2 separate regions of the Mus musculus genome follow, and region 2 is linked to region 1. A link is a loop called in an ENCODE intact Hi-C map of the cell type or tissue named here. Cell type or tissue: heart. All regions are shown on one strand.

Region 1 (8,000 bases):
TGGCCGATCATTCAAACCACCACATAGTCTAACTTTCTGAAACAGTAATGCCTAACTAAACACTTTCTTTTCTGAGTTGCCTTGGTGATGGTATCTTCTCACAGCAACAGAAAGGCAACCAAAACAAGCCCTAGAACTTGGCAAACATAAATCCTTTACATCTGGATTTTTTTGTTTGTTTGTTTGTTTTGGTTTTGGTTTTTTTTTTTTTTTCCAAGACAGGGTTTCTCTGTAGCCCTGGCTGTCCTGGAACTCCCAGCACTTAAGAGGCAGAGGCAGGCGGATCTCTGAGTTCAAGGCCAGCCTGGTCTACAGAATGACTTCTGGACTTTTTAACTCAGCGTGAGATGGTTAGCCCATGTCTTGACACCACGACCTGCTCCTTTTGACTTTGACAGCAGCGATCCATGTGTAAACACAGTAAACACAGACCCAAGTGACTGGCAGCCATGGCCATGCCTGTTTACTGCTTCCTTCCTTCCCCTCTTGAGTGTTGTCAAGAATTGTATAAAGAAAGGGAAGTACCTCAGCTGCACTCAAACTTGTAGGAAACAGTCCAGAGCCAAGCAGCCGAGGGAGGAAAGACACTACAAGCGAGACAGCTCTGGCTGCTCCACAAATTAGCTATGTGCCCTTCTAGAAGCTACCAGGTGTCTCTTGAGTGTTGTGTTCTTCGAAGGCACAGCGCAAATGGCAGCTTCTGCACCTCTCGGGTCTGCTTGAAAGTTAAAGGTTAAAGGTTAAAGGTTGTTAAAGGTGTGCAAAGGTCCTCAGGAAAGAGCTGCTCCCTGGAGGTTACACACGAGCATCCAGACAGCAGTGGATAGCATCTGGGAACCTGAGATGTTGATGTCCCAGTCCTCAGGCATGGCCTCTGTCATTCCTTTCAGTCTAAGCTTGCCAGGCATGCGCAGACAGAAGTTTCTCGGCGCAGGAGACTCTCTATAAACAGTTTACATCCTTGGGCTGCTTTCCAGGAGGGGCCCAGCAGATGCTCTCAGCAAGGAGCTGTTATCCCATTCCCCAAACTCAGGATGGATTCAGAGAGGAGGGGTGCCCAGCAACCTCAGACAAGCCTTAGGCTTGCTGCCTTTCCCCCAGGCCACAGCTCTCATTGGGTGGAGACTGGCTGTCCTGACTCCTCATGGAAAGGGTTCCAAAGGCAGAGGTTTCCAGAAACTACTCTGAGGCTCATCTCAGCCCATTTAAGGACAGCTATGAGAAATGAGTTCATCTTCTCTCCTCTACCACCCCTTCCATGCCTTCCTTTCCTGTTCTCCTTTCAATGCTGACAGCTGCCCCTCCCCAATTACCCTCGTTTCAGCCACTCCACAAGGAGTGTTGTTTTCCCCCAACCCCTAAGATCTAATAATAATGTTCGAGGCAGAAAGTTCAAGGCTGAGCTAATAAATATGGGACTATCAGGCCTGTGTTACCAGGCTCAGCTACAGCCATTTCTGACGTGATGATCCAACAGGTATACAGTGACTGCCTACAATGTCATAAGCAGTGTCCTACATGCTGGGGACACCTCTCTCTCTCTGTCACTACATATATATATATATATTGTCAAGAATAATGTTTTATTAAATAATTTCTCAAAGCCACCTTCCCATGTTTGTACAAATAATACAAATGAATACAAATTTTCATTGTTTTAACAGCTAAGTAGTACTTCATTGTAAGAACACACCACAATGTGTACCACTTTATTATAAAGTTTTAAAAACAAGCCACATTCCCTTTGTTTATAATGTGTGGTACAACTTTAAGTGTAATACTTAGGCAGACCTGGGGCAATCTGATTGAGGACATTTTGGGCAATGTTCCCTATGCAAGAGTGGAGAGACTGGACTGGCTCAGTCTGAGACACTTTCTATGGTAGAGGGGGGAAGTTCAGTGGCTGCGATCAGTGCTGGCTGGTGGCCTGAGAGTTCACACCCGGACTGGCTCCCATCACCCTCCAGTGCTTTAGAAATAACCTGGATTTATATTACCCACACATAGCATGGTGCCATTGTTCTGCCTCCAGGATCCCTGTCTGTGCAATAAATTCTGTAGTGTACTGAATAAACAAAGGGAAAAGAAAGAAATAAACTTAAGATTGTGAAATGAGAGCCAGGCAGTGGTGGCACATGCCTTTAATCCCAGCGTTAGGAGGCAGAGGCAGGGGGATTTCTGAGTTCGAGGCCAGCCTGATCTAGAGAGTGAGTTCCAGGACAGCCAGGGCTACACAGAGAAACCCTGTCTCGAAAACAAAAACAAACAAAAAAGCAAAACAAACAAAAACCCAAATCAAAAGATTGTGAAATGAGAAGTCAGAGGTGTGTGTGTGTGTGTGTGTGTGTGTGTGTGTGTGTGTGTGTGTGTGATACAGTCCTGCACAGGGCTGTAGGCAGTGAATCCTTTGCCCCATAGTTACAGGCAGCAAATCTGTTTTGGTGAGTTAAAAAACACAGTTAAAAGTTCTTGCTTCATATTCCCTCCCATTATCAGGCCCAGGCTCGTTTGAAGCTGCTCAAGAATAAGCAGTGTGAAGACCGCAAGTTCTGTCTCCGGGAGACACCTTCTCAGGCGCTGCAGTAACCCAGAAGCCCGGGGCATTCCTCACAGTTTCTTATCTGGGTGGTAAAAGCAGGATGCAGCCTAATTGGTTGCTGGTTCTCTCTGGTGAACGCAAGAGGTTTCTGTTTTAAGAAATAAAGTGACTTCTTGGCGGTTGATTCACTGCCCCACGGGGAGAGGCTGAGCAGAGGCTTCCTCTCCGTAGAGATTTGCATACAGCATCCACTTCCTGCTCGAGAGCCTGCTCCACCACTTACCTGGGACTGGAGAGGGCGAGGGAGGTCTGAGCGGCCCAAGGTGGATCCCCGTGAGCAGAGCCAGCGACCACCCCCTGGGCCGTCTGTCGGTGGCGATCTTAGGTAAGTGAACTCACTGGTGCCTGGCTGCTCTGACCTCTTTAACCACTGGCCGGCTTTCCAGTCCACTGGCTTCTCTGTTGCCACAAGGTCCTGATCTCACTTCCCTCCGCCCTCCGCCCTCATGCCCCCACCTTTACCTTGTCCATCTGGAGGCCAGTTTGAGCTGAGACTGTGACAGAGTTCCAGCAGGAATGTGGCGCCAGTTTAGGGTTTCTCTCGGGCAGGCCTGGCTGAGTTTAACTCTATAAGGAGAGGCACACAGCACTACACGCTGCCGGGTTGGAGTTTTCAGTACTCATAGTCAGCCATCAAGAAATCAAAGTACGCAGTGAGTTCAGGGCCAGCCTGGGTGACGTAGCAAGAACCTGTCTTTAAAAACGAATCAAAACTGTTTCTCCAAGGAGGGAGCCATGGTAGAAAGGATTAAGTACTTGGCTTTCAGCCCAAGACACGTCAGGGACTGCGGGAAGGCCAACTCCCAGTTTTTCTCTATTTTATGCTGGGGGAAAATACCAGCCTCACATTCTTGGGTCAGAAAGTGCTCGCCGCCCCCCCCCCACATTCCCCCCCCCCCCAGGCCTCCATTTCCTTTAGCCAGTGGTTTGCTGGGTCTGGATGGTGCTGGGGAGGCCAGAGAAGAAACACTGGATCTTGGAAGCTGCCTTCTCTGTGACTTCCTAGTTCACAGTGGCCTCTTAGACTAGAGACTTTTTCTAAGGGTGTCGTGGAAAGAAACCAAATTAGTAATTGAAAAAAGCAGAAAACGTGCTTCCAAGTTCTCCCTCCACTTTGGTGTGGGTGCATCTCTTAGGCAATTCTCTTTGGCTCCCAGATGCCTGGATTTCTTCATCCACAAAGTGTGTGTGTGTGTGTGTGTGTGTGTGTGTGTGTGTATACATATGTGTGCACTCACACACTAACATGATTATGTCTAAATTCTTTTCTAAGAAACCAAGGCCAGGGTAGTCCCAGAAGGGTACTACCATAATGGGTGGTCTCTAAAACTTGTTTTGTTTACTGATTACTACACATATATATTTTACCCCTGCTACTAGTGCATTAGGAAGGCCTTTGCTTCTATTTTTCCAGCCCCCAGAACCTGGCATGTCATCAGATGCTGTAGAGGCACTCAATCTTGCACGTAAACTTTGAAAAAAAGTTTTTTTTTTTTTTTTCTCAGTTTCCCTCATCTGCTTTCCAGGGTGAAGGTCAAGCAGCTGTCAGGGCAGGCAGCCTGTGGTGGGGTGGTGGGGTGGTGGGGTGTTGGGGTGTTGGGGTGGTGGGGTGGTGGTGAGGTGGGGGTGGGGTAGCAGCTGCAGCTCTGCAGGAGAGCAGCCTAGAATCCAGCCATCATTTCTGGCTTTAACCACGCAGGGGGAAATGGGATTTCTTGAATTTAGCTCATGTCCCATGTGTTTACTGAGAGTCAAGGCAGGCTCCAGAGCTGGCAGACGATCCTGCTGCAGAGGCCAGGAGCTGGATCGGAAGGCACTCCAGGCCCCAGCAGTCCGTGTGTGGGCCTTTAATGGGAGGAGGGGAAAGGGAACAGAGCAACCACCCAGCACCATGTAAGGCTGGTGACTATGATTAGAGTCATCACCAGCTGGCAGATACGCTGGGTTCTTAACCTTTTCCAAACCACTGCTTTAAGAAACGTTATTATTGTTTCTTTTGAGCAACTACTTACTGTCAATACAGTTCCAGGAGCTTTGGGTATTGCTAAATTCTCTGTAGGGAATCCAGGCTCTGGTCTATAGCCTCATTTCTCTGTATTCTGGAATAAGGGCACGTTTGCTTGTGGTGAGTTCCTGATTCTTATTTCAAATCCTGAAGTGTTATCATCTGAAAGTGGGGTAGCAGCACTTTGATGGTAGAAGTGCCACCACAGCCACTCTTAATGTGGTGCTGCTCTCCCCAGTCATTCCACACAGGACAAGCGTTAGGGGGCAAATGATGCAGCCATTCTGACAGGTTCACTTTGTGGGGCCGCCTTAAGCAGGAGGGAGGGTCAGACAACGTTGCAGGATACTGTGGGACAAGAGAGTTTCTTAGCTTAGTGATTCTCAGAGGGCCCGAAGACACACAGTGTTCGAGCCTGCACGTCCCTGAATGAAGGGATTAGTGACTTTCAAATACACTGAAAATTAAGAGGAGAAAGCCCTATTTTCAGGCATCAGCAAGATAGATTACGGTGGCGTAGTTTGTCTAAATTAAATCAATGTCTTTCGTGTTGCAGAATGGAAATCTCAGATCCTGAATTCAAATCATTTTCTGCAGCAGGCAATTTTAGATTAGCTTTAAAAAGCATATCTGTATGAACTGTAGGCTCTAGGAAAGGATGCAGGTGGAGGTGTGGTCAACTTCCAGGTCCTTCCGTAGCCAAGTAAATGACCCTTAAACTTTGATCCTCTTTATCAAAATAGTCCAGCTGACCTTCCACAAGAAGCATCGGATGGCTGGAATCTAGACGCTGTCCTCCAGGCCTCTCCTATTTCTTCTCAATGTTCTGTCTCCCAGATAGTTTCAGTCATGAAACAGGGTTTCCTCTCCCCGCTCCCCTCCAGTGTTCCTTGTCTCCTGCCCAGCTCTGGGGGGCATCCCAGAGCCCATGTGTACTCCAGACTCGGTGCTCTGCCCACTCTTCTGTGTACAGGTGTGCATGCAGGTGTGTGCTGCGTGCAGGTGTGTGCTGCGTGCAGGTGTGTGCTGAAGGTGTGCCCCCAGGCCTTCTTGGAGACAGACCATAGACTAGAAAGCAGCCAAGGAAGGGTGGGTTTCCATCCAGTGGCTGCCCTTAGCATGTTGCCACTTTGGCTCGATTCCCTCATGGCATTGCTGAAAGCAAGATATTTGGGTAGATGGGAGACCCTCGTACAGCCTGTTCCCTTTGAACACCCGGCAGACCCAATCTGCATGGGGTCTTGGCAACTCCCTCAGCAATGCAGGACACCTGGCTCCTCTGCCGTGGTGGAACCCTGTGCCCAGCCTTCTACTGCTCCTCTCAGGCCTAATGCCCATCTCTGAACTTTTCCTATCCCAAGTCATCTGCCTCGACATCCTGGCCAGTGGCCCACTCTACACCGGCGTGCCTCTCCCCTGCGATCCTTCCTGACCTGCCATGCACACAGACTACAAGGTCTTTCTCCCATAGCGGTAACGATCCCAGGCTTTTTCCTCTCTTCCATCCCCTTCCTGTCCCTTCCGCTTCACTCTGTGGCCTGAACTGAGTTAGGAATCACAAACAGATGCATTAGAAAGGCCACCTTATGGGAAGCAGGCAGGCAGGCGGGCAAGCAGGCAGGAAGGTGGGCGGCCGGCCGGACAGACAGACCATGGCAACAAAAGCTCCTGAACTGGCTTGAAGTTGTTTCTCTCCATGTTTCTATCACCAGCTTTCAATGTGGTAGGCAGTCTGTTCCCAGAAGTCTTCCTCCCCATTTCAAGTTCAGCACTAAGTCCCAAGTCCACTTTGCACGTCAGAGTGTTATGACTGCCCTCAGCCTGTTGTGAGTCTTCCTCGTAAGATCCAGCAAATGTTCCCTTGTCTCCAAGGCTCACACCACCTCAAAGTCTCTGGTAAATCATCGTAACGGAACAGCTTCTCTCTCAGGCAAATTCTGCCAGCAAGCTTGGAAGTGTTTGCTCACTGGGGTTTGAATCACTCAGGTGAGCCAGACAGTTCCCTCCAAACTAATCTACTACTAGGGAAACCAATTTGATGGTAATTTGCATACATTTGGGCAGTAGACAAAGAAATTTACAGATAGTTTTAAAGATCTGTGATTAGACATACTAAAAAAAACCCTATTAGTCTTTGGGGCCAGCGAGATGACTCGGCTTGTAAAGTTACTTGCCACCAAACCTGACAACCTGAGCTTGATGCTAGGAATCCACATGGTGTAAATGGAGGACAGATTCCTGACCAATTGTCTTCCTGGGTGCCATGGCATCTCAGTGCAACATATAAACAATCAATAAATGTAAGAAGAAAATTCAAATTATTCTCTGGAGAGTAAAAAATACCTTGAGAATCTATGACTGAAAATATCTGATCCAGATCTGGTGGAGGGTGGCGCATGCCTTTTGTTCCAGCACTTGGGAGACAGAGGCAGGCAGATGTCTGAATTACAGGCCAGCCTGGTCTACAGAGTGGATTCCTGGACAGCCAGAGCTACCTAGACGAAACCCTGTCTTGAAAAACCAAAAGAAAAGACAAGACAAGAAAATATCCAAATTAGAGTTTAGGATCCTCCCAATTATTAATGCATGTATTATTAATGCATGTTTTTATTTCTTATGCTCACCTGGAATATGCTGTTGTATGCCTTTAGGACTCTTCAACTCTATCAGTAACCCAGACAGTATTTAAAAAATAAAAAAAATAAAAAAAAGTTCAGGCCTAGGAAGATGTCTCTGTAGGGTAAAGTGCTTTTTGCCCAAGTTTCAGGACTGGAGTTCAGACCCACAGAGAGCACCCAAGAGCCAAGCGGGTGTGGCAGCCCTCCTGGAATCTCCAGTGCTTGGGAGACAGAGCCAGAAAATCTGAAGAGCAAATTAGCTGGGAGAACTACCACAACGTTGAGGTGGGGAGACACCTTGCCCCAGTATATAAGGTGGAGTGTAATGGAAGAAGACACAGTGTGGGACTCAGTCCTCCACACGAGTGCACCTGCAATTGAGGACGCTTGACCTGGATCTCGGGCCTCCAAAAGCAGTCGAGCACGTACACATATGTACTGTACCCCCACCAAACAAACACGCAGACACACATTTCTTTCAATCCGGCCTACATAGTGGTACATACCTATAATCTCAGCATGTAGGAGGTGAAGGCAGGAGGATCAGGATTTCAAGGCCAGGCTAGGATCCATGAGACACAAATCCAATCCTCTGGTGATCAGCTAGTCTTGATTACTTAGGAGCTGTTAGGCCGTTTATGAGTTAGGAAGGCTGCTCACTCCTGCCTTCCTCTCCCTGGCTCTGCTGTTTGTCTTCTTCCAGGGACACAATGCCTTCATTAAGTCCCACCCGTCCTTGCCTCAGAGATGTCTCCTGGAAGCGATCACCTTTCCAGCT
Region 2 (8,000 bases), 78 kb before region 1:
CAAGAAACAGCCTTAAAAGGCTGTGTGCATTGTACATCAGAAGACACCAGGGTAATTTTTCTTCTCTGTGTACTTTCTTTTAAAATATAATTGGAATTTTTTCCTGGCAGATTATATGCCCTTTGGATCCAGGGTTATTTTGTAAATAACTTTGTGATTAAAGCATTAAAAAAAAAAAAAAAAAAAAAAAAACACTGACAGCCATCCAGCCCCTGCAAATGATTATCTCCGCCTCGGTGTCAGATCCGTGCCTCCTCACTCAGCCTCACACGAGTGGCTCTGAAGCTCTGGCTGTCCGAGGCACAGGCGTGACTGGCTGGGATCTAATTAGGAAGCTCCTGCCCCACCCATATTCCTTGGATGCTTAAAATCTGAAAATAAGTCAGCAGTTCTGAAAGTCCCTTGTACCTGAGGCACCTAGAGAGCTTCTAAAAATACGGGCATCTGTGTCTGACTCTGGGATTCCTGATGTAGTGGATAGAGCCTGAGGACACGCCCTTCCAGCAAATACTGTCACTACTGTTGCTACTTGTCGGAGCCTCAGCCTGCTCACCTGAGCTGGCTCTCCACATCAGTCGCCTGTACGTCGTCGGTTACTGGGACATGAAGGATGGTTTGGTTCCTCCTGGTGACAACATAAAAGGAGACGTTCATTTCTTCTGGTTTTACTAACTCCTTTCTCACTGCTTATTTTCAGAAGCTACAACTCGCTTCTTAAAACATAAACTTGATTTCTTGGTTTTTGTTCAAAGCTTTCTTTTTCCATTGATGCAATTATCCTTTTCATCTCCCTTTTACTTCCACTAAGGAAATCAAATACAGCCACTATTGAGAATCTTTGCCTCTCTGAGTAAACTAAAATTGTTTTGTTTCATTCATAGGAAGTTTGCTTGACTTCTTAAAAGATGGTGAAGGAAGAGCTCTGAAGTTGCCAAACCTTGTGGACATGGCGGCACAGGTGGGCCTGGGGTCTTAATTCAGGCTGTGGCTGTACCAGCACGGACTCTCAAGGTGTTGTGGTGTAACAGCTGTGCCCCCTTCCCTGGGTTTCCACAGGTTGCTGCAGGAATGGCTTACATCGAGCGCATGAATTATATCCACAGAGATCTGCGATCAGCAAACATTCTAGTGGGGAATGGACTAATTTGCAAGATTGCTGACTTTGGATTGGCTCGGTTGATTGAAGACAATGAATACACAGCAAGACAAGGTGGGCACTTCCAGGGCAGTGGCTCCTGATTGATCTTTGCCTGCACAGCCTTCTCCTTACCTTCATTTCCTCCCTCTTCCCTTTGTTTGTCTGATCTGGCGCGAGCTGCACAGTTCTCAGGTGGGAGCTAGTGGATCTAGTTGGCGTGTGCAGTGCTGGTCTAGTAAGTGGGCGTCTGTTCCCATGGCTTGCCTGGCTTTTGGGAAGTATCTAGGCCCACGGTGTTCCACTTTTGGAGAAAGAAGGCTTTGAGAAGCCAAGTTATAGCTCATTCTCCATTAGCCACCTCTGAGCAGAAATCAGGTGACACTCCAAGTCAGACAAGTTCCTTTACAAAGGAACAGGCGTGGTGTTGGAAAACGGAGAACATAATAAATAGCAGGGGAGCCAAGGCTCAGAATGCAACAGGAGTAGGTAGCGCCAGAGCAAAGACACCTCCTGGTAGAGAGCCTGCACATGGAGGCGATTCCTGATCTCAGTCAGCAGCTGCCTGCCAGGCCCAGCCAGGACCAGCTGGGACCAGCCTGAGACTGAGCTCTGCAGAGCGCTGAGGAGAAAAGAAATGGTCTGGAGGGCCTGGAGGACTGCAGTGCTGGAGAAGCCGTCTCTTCTCCTGCCTCACCCACCCCCTGCAAAGGGTCAAAGACATTAGTTTTATGTAAACCACGTACCAGACCAGAAGCCAACCCACTTGGGGAGGAGGGATTGTTTGTCAAGCACCAGATGTCAGGAAAGAATTCCCAAGGTGTTTTCTGCCTTCCTGGCTGGCTGCTTGCATGGCAGTGTCCAGGCATAGCACTGAGGAACTAGCAACAGTGGAGGCCTCTGTGTGGGTTTTAAAGCCGGAACTCAGGCAGGGAGTAGGTTTCCTTGGTGAAACTAACCGAAGCCTGGCCACCCCAGCCAAGCTGAGCAGTAGTGGGGATGGATTACAGGATGGTGCATTCTGCAGTTTTATGTTGAATAGTAGTTGTTTCGCTCATTTTTGGCAATTCCTTCCGCCTTTCACTTGCCTCAGAATGGAAGTGCAGTGAATGATGTGAGAAAATGTTAAACTGGGGCCCTGCCTAGGTACTGACACTATCCAAGTGCTCGGTTGCATGTCGGACAAACCGCCCAGCTATTTGAATTCCCCACTCCCACCCCTGGCACACGCCATCTCTTGCCCTTGTGGGATCCTGGGGGGTACGGGGGGGGGGGGTATGCACACAGACACACACCCAAAGTCAGGGGTCACAAAAGCAGGCTGTATCTCTAAGCAGAGAGGAATACAGACGTGACTTGGTGACAGGGCATGCCAAGAGGGTCTGAGTGAATATGATCAGAGGCCTTGCCCTGAGGGAGAGCCTGTGAGGGTTGATAACCAGCATGTTCCATTTAGGAAATGGCTCCAAAGAAACTCAGGAGCTTCCGTCTGTGTGTGAGAAAGTCTCCGTGGCAGAGGGAGCAGTGCAAGACTGTTTACTTTTAACTAGACTTTGAACTCTGTAGAGTCTATGGTTAACACCCTTGACCCATCTGTGAATGAGAGGTGTCAGGCCAGGAGCTAACAGATGCTACCAGAGTACTGTTGGGATGGACTGGGTACATAAGTCATGCATCATTCATAAGGGTGCCTAAGACTGTGGCCTCAGGCGGCTGGCACCTCTCATGTCAGGTTCTGCACTGGAACCCATCCAGGGCCCTCTCAGCCTGGCCATGCAGCCTTCCTTCCCACTTCCCACCATGACTGCCTCTCTGCCCTGCCTCCCCCCCATGACATCCAGACCACAGTCTGAGGCCCTTTCCAAGGACAAGCCTCAGTCCTTTGTTCAGCATTTCCTTGACAGAAGAGTCCACCTTTCCCTCTTAGAATATTATTTCTTCTTTCTTATCTTTGTCAACTGTCTTCAGATGCATACCAAACACTGAAAAGGGTAAGCAATAAGGGTTACAGGAGCTAGAGTATGACAGGAGAGACGGGCAGTCTGTGCTGTCCTGAAGCTGAGAACCAGGAAAGGCCAAGGCACGTCAGGACCTGGAAGGGGCAGGAAATAGACCCATAGTTAGCATATTTGTTCATACAAATCACAAAGCTCACAAGTGGAAGGTCCGGATTTGAAAACAGTACAGCCCACCTGACCAGGTGTGCTCTTGAGCTGTGCCCACTGTCTCCCCCCAAGACAGTGAATCAGAGAATAGAATGGAAAACCAGAGAGAATTAGTCCTAAGTCCCACTTCCCCTTTATTTTATGGAAAAAGCCTCAAGGGACAACCTCTCAGATTCACATGTGTCAGGGGACCAGAGAGACTTTTCCTTTTGCAGCCTTGGCTAGCCCAGCTGTTCCTACAGTTCCTTCACTGTGCCTGCCCTGCCCTGGCCTGTCCACGAGATGGAAAGGTCCGGCATGTGTTTGCCAATGTATTCTGCAGATGGCATGTGTGCTGCATGCCGGCGTTCCTGCCGGGGATTAATAAGCTCCTCTAGACAGCTGGTCCATGTGCCTAATAATATTTGCAAGTCGGGTTTTATGTCACCCGCAGGCCACAGCCGTGCCGCGTGTTGATTATGGGAGTGCAGGCAGTGTTCTGAAACATGTGCCAAATGTAGCTATTTTAGGACCATGAATGACAAATTGTTTGCAAAACAGTTGTGAGTTTCCCATCTCAAGGTGCTCTGAAATGTCTGTCACCACGGACAGACACACACACAAGGTGTGACAGCACAGGACACAAGGACACTGCAGTATGGAGCTCTGTTACAGGTCTTCCATGTGTCTTTGTCTCCTACAAGCCCCATACTCACCCCCTGCCTGCCTGGCTTGTGAGGAGAAGCCCAGTGTCAAAGAAGAATTCAAGACCAGGCCTAGTGCCTATGAAGGTTACCCTTCACTTGACAGCATTCTAGAAGCAACTAGAATCATTTGGGGTTCCTTGTAATGGCCTGGACACTTCAAAATAAGAACTAGTTCTTGTTTAGTCATAAGCTCTGCACTAAATTCTGTCCATCTGGAGTCGCTTAAATAATCCATAGCAAGTGTTTGAATAGTTTGTTTATCAAAGGAACTTGGCTAAAAGTTGTTAAGGAGATACCCAGGCCAAAGCAGAGGCCCTGTGTGGTCTCAGCTCCTCTGGGGACTGAAGAGGGAAGATCTCATCAGCCCAGGAGTTCGAGACTGGCATGCACAAAACTGTAAGATTCCACGTCGAAGGAAGAAAGGAGGGAGGGGGGAACGCAGAGGAAGCCTAAGGGCACATAAGGACAGTTGGCTAGCATGAGAAAGAACACAAGAACATTAAACTCATGCAGCAAAGCCCAGCAATACCCACTGACTTGGGCCCTGGGCAAGCTGGGTGATTCGTCCATGGGCAGATTACTTATTTTTAACTGCAAATGCATCTTCCCTGTCTGTGCGTGTTTGCAGCTACTGGAAAGCACTTGTGTGTCTAACCTAGCCCCAGCGAGTAGGAACTGGACAGTGTCGCTTGCTGCTGTTCTGTTTTTACTATACAGAGGACCAGGCTGCTAGAGAATAAACAAATGGGTAGGTTGCAGTTGTACTGGAAAGAGCCAATTACCATTCAGGGTTAAAAAAGAAGCTAAAGGCCCTTTCCAGGAGGCAGGTGTAGGCTATGGTTAGAGTGGCACTGTCAGCAGCAGAGAAGGGAGAACGTCGGGGCCATCTTAACATCTCAGCGAGAGAGAATGAGTATGAGTTGGGATTTGTTGTATTTGAGGTGTCTGTGCCGGTGCATCTAAGCCCAGAGAAGCTGCTGCAGCATCGCAGCTGATCCACTGCCACAGCAGGGTCCTCTGACCCTCATCCTTCCCACTCTGTCACCTACGCCTCTCCTAGAACTCTACTGACAGCCACCTCTCTACCCCCAGTCCCACGATCCTTCCAGAAGTTACTGGAGCCCCCAGCTGGGCCCAGGGCTTCGAGGTGAGGCTGTGCTCTTGAGCCACACCCTCTCCTCAGCATCAGTTGTTTGCTCCTCTGTCACAGCCCCTGGCCATCCGTTCCTTCTCATGGAAAATGAAAATGGGTGGGAGAACTCTCCACAGACTTGGTCTTTTTCCTCATTCCTCAAGCAGCTGAGAGCTGGCTAATGCTGATTTGAACCTGGCACACTCAGCTCAGCTAGACCTGGCCATGTTTAGCAATGACTTGCTCTTGTGGACACTTGATTTCTCTTCTCTTCTCTTCTCTTCTCTTCTCTTCTCTTCTCTTCTCTTCTCTTTTTTTTTTCTATTTTCTTTTTTAAAATTTACATTCATCCAGTAAAGTAGACAAATCTGGTATGCAACTGGGTATGTGTTTACATAGTTTTGAAAGCACCTCACAGAGAAAGACAGACCTATAAAGACCATTTCATTCCACTCTAGTCCACAATCGGCCCCAGAGAGGGCTGTTTTCTGTTGCTTCAGATTCCCTCTGCCTGTAAGGAAGTTCATGAGTGTGACTTCACAGATCCCTTCCTTAGTAAGCCACCACTCTCAGGAATAGCCTCGCCTAGCCGTGACGTACTCTTTGATCTGCTTCTTGCTTCCTGTAACAGGCCTTGGCTTCTCACAGCAGACTGATATTTCACTGAGCAGAGGTACCATGTGCCCCATCACTGTACGGAGGAGCAGTAGGGCAAACTCTACTTGGGCTGGTACAGATGAAGCTGCCGGGCGGGAGACACACCCCTATCTCCCGGGTACTCACCCTGTCAGAAGGGCTGGTACTGGCTTGTCAGCAGCAGGTGCTGTCCCAAGAACACCGATTTAAAAGGCAACTGCAGCTAGGTGACTTGCCTGGTTTGGAAATCAGAACCCCCAGGTTTAAACCACTTCTGTCACTGACACACAGGGTGGCCTCAAGCAAATCAGCTACCTCTTTGGAGCATCATGTTTATCCTCTGTAAAATAGATAGTAACAGGGCCTGCCTCACATGGATACTATATGATTGAGTAAGCAATCTATAAAAATTTGAGGGTGGTAAAATATGAAGAATTATTTTAAAACTTCAATTTTTTGTGATTGACATGTTTTCCATAGAGAGGGTTTTATGGTATTAAAAATCATTTAAAGAGAAAAAAATGTTAGTAATCAATAGAGGAAAGGTACTTATAAAGCCATAATACACAGCCAGATAGGTGGATGATTGATTGATTGACTGATTGATAGATGATAGATAGGTGAGTGGATGTGTGTGGAATGTGTGCATATGAATGTGCATGTGTACAAGAGCACACACATATCATTATTTATAGCCCAGACCAGTCTATTTTTCTGGTTCTATCTACATGTCCCACAGACCCTCTGTTCTGAACTCAACGAAGGGAGAGTCAACTAACCCTGCCCCTCCATTGTCTTGGGCAGGCCTTCATTCTTTCCTCCTGTTAAGAACCATTCATGGCTGGGTGGGTATGGTGGTACACACCTTTAATCTCAGCACTAGGAAGTCAAAGGCAGGCAGATCTATTGAGTTTGAGGCCAGCCTGGTCTGAGTTCCAGGGCAACCAGGGCTACATAGAGAGACTGCCCACTCCCACCCCCACCCTCACCCCCACCCCCAAAAAAGAAAGAAAAGAACTATCCACAGCCCCGAGCTGCATGCACATGGTTTTTATTTATATTTATTATATATCATTATTGTGTCTGACATCACATATGTACATAAGTTCTCACATGAATCCTGGTAGCAATTCTCCTGGATATCACTAACACAGGTCTCGCTGTTCCTCTGTGGGGATGGGGGCCTAAAGACTGAATACAGCCCTCATGAGCACGGAACATTTATTGGCACTGTCTGTGTACAGCAGTGGACATAGCTCTTATCACTGCCCTTCTCCTCGCTCTCTGCAGACACACTTTTCTGCTCTCTGTGCAGTATGTACAGGCTTCCCAGAAATGGAGTGCTAGAATTCTGTAATCCTGCAAGAACCCTTAGAGAAGGTTGTTGCTTATGTCGGTGTTTGCTGCACACTGTGAGCTGGTCTCTGGGGGAAGTTCAGGAGCTAGCTTCCCAGCTAGATAGACCTGTGCTCAGATGCTAGCCTAGCTCTGCCTTCCCTTGGGTTGCAGCCTCTCTGGGCCTCAGCATAGTCATCTGGGACCCCCTCTCTGGTGGCTGTGGCTTAGAAAGGGCAGAGCTGTTTGGTGTCCTTTGCTTCTGTTCTCCCTCACAGGACTTTCTCCTCCCAGACCTCCTACCTCCTTTCTCTGTATTCCTCACTCTGTTCAAAAAGATGGCCAGGCCTGGGCTGACTCTGAGCCTGGCCGGAGAAGTCGTGGCATTATCTTAGTATGAGTCCTGGAATCTCTGCAGATCTGCTCGGGCACCTGGGATAAGTTGCTTTGAACCTGCCTTCTTCTGCAAACAAAATTGTCACACGGTCTGAGAACAGACAGGAAGCACTCACCACAGAGGACTTAGTGCAGTTGGCAGTGGCATTAACAAAAGCAGTGATAAGTTGACCCTATAGACACATACAGCCGTCCTCTGCATACACGCCCACAGATAGTACCCACGAGCCATGCTGTACAGGGCCTTCCCACTGCCTCCTGCCAGGCCTTGTCCCCATTTGAATCATGAAGAGCAGGAACATGGAGTTTCTCTGTGGGTTTGGTGGGTTGGTTGATTTGTTCCAAGGCAGCAACCAAACGAGCATATAGGAAACACATGTCAAAACGATGTAATCTTTGAGTCTGTGGACTATTTGGACAAAAGGAGAACACTCAGAACTCTGGGTAACTTTGTTACTGGTTTATATATTAAGTAGAACAAGAAAAATGTGTCTGTTCAAATACTCCCAGTATTG

Evidence for each region. Hi-C counts contacts between places; a loop is a spot of excess contacts. Peaks named below come from ENCODE experiments on the same cell type or tissue, not always from the same donor. Only the 100,000 strongest peaks of a DNase experiment are listed, where the experiment ranks them.
Region 2: a loop joins it to region 1, with 2.3 times the contacts of the local background. A loop is called at or near these places in 6 of 42 quality-filtered maps.

The regions. Positions count from the first base shown.
Region 1 is chr10:39,610,423-39,618,422 of GRCm38, forward strand. Traf3ip2 (TRAF3 interacting protein 2) reads left to right here and starts at 2,512. Exons shown (of 9, transcript NM_134000.3): 1 at 2,512-2,924. Gm16364 (predicted gene 16364) reads right to left here and starts at 3,260. Exons shown (of 6, transcript NR_152259.1): 1 at 3,062-3,260. In heart, no CTCF peak of the experiment used is centred here; DNase peaks (open chromatin) are centred at 2,979, 3,679, 4,399 and 5,759; H3K4me3 peaks cover 3,075 bases; H3K27ac peaks cover 4,519 bases.
Region 2 is chr10:39,532,753-39,540,752 of GRCm38, forward strand. It overlaps Fyn (Fyn proto-oncogene), which reads left to right. Exons shown (of 14, transcript NM_001122893.1): 11 at 882-958; 12 at 1,057-1,210. Among named protein-coding and RNA genes, the nearest start is that of Gm40627, 54 kb to the right of the region's middle. In heart, a CTCF peak has its summit at 3,579; DNase peaks (open chromatin) are centred at 1,909 and 3,689; H3K27ac peaks cover 2,674 bases.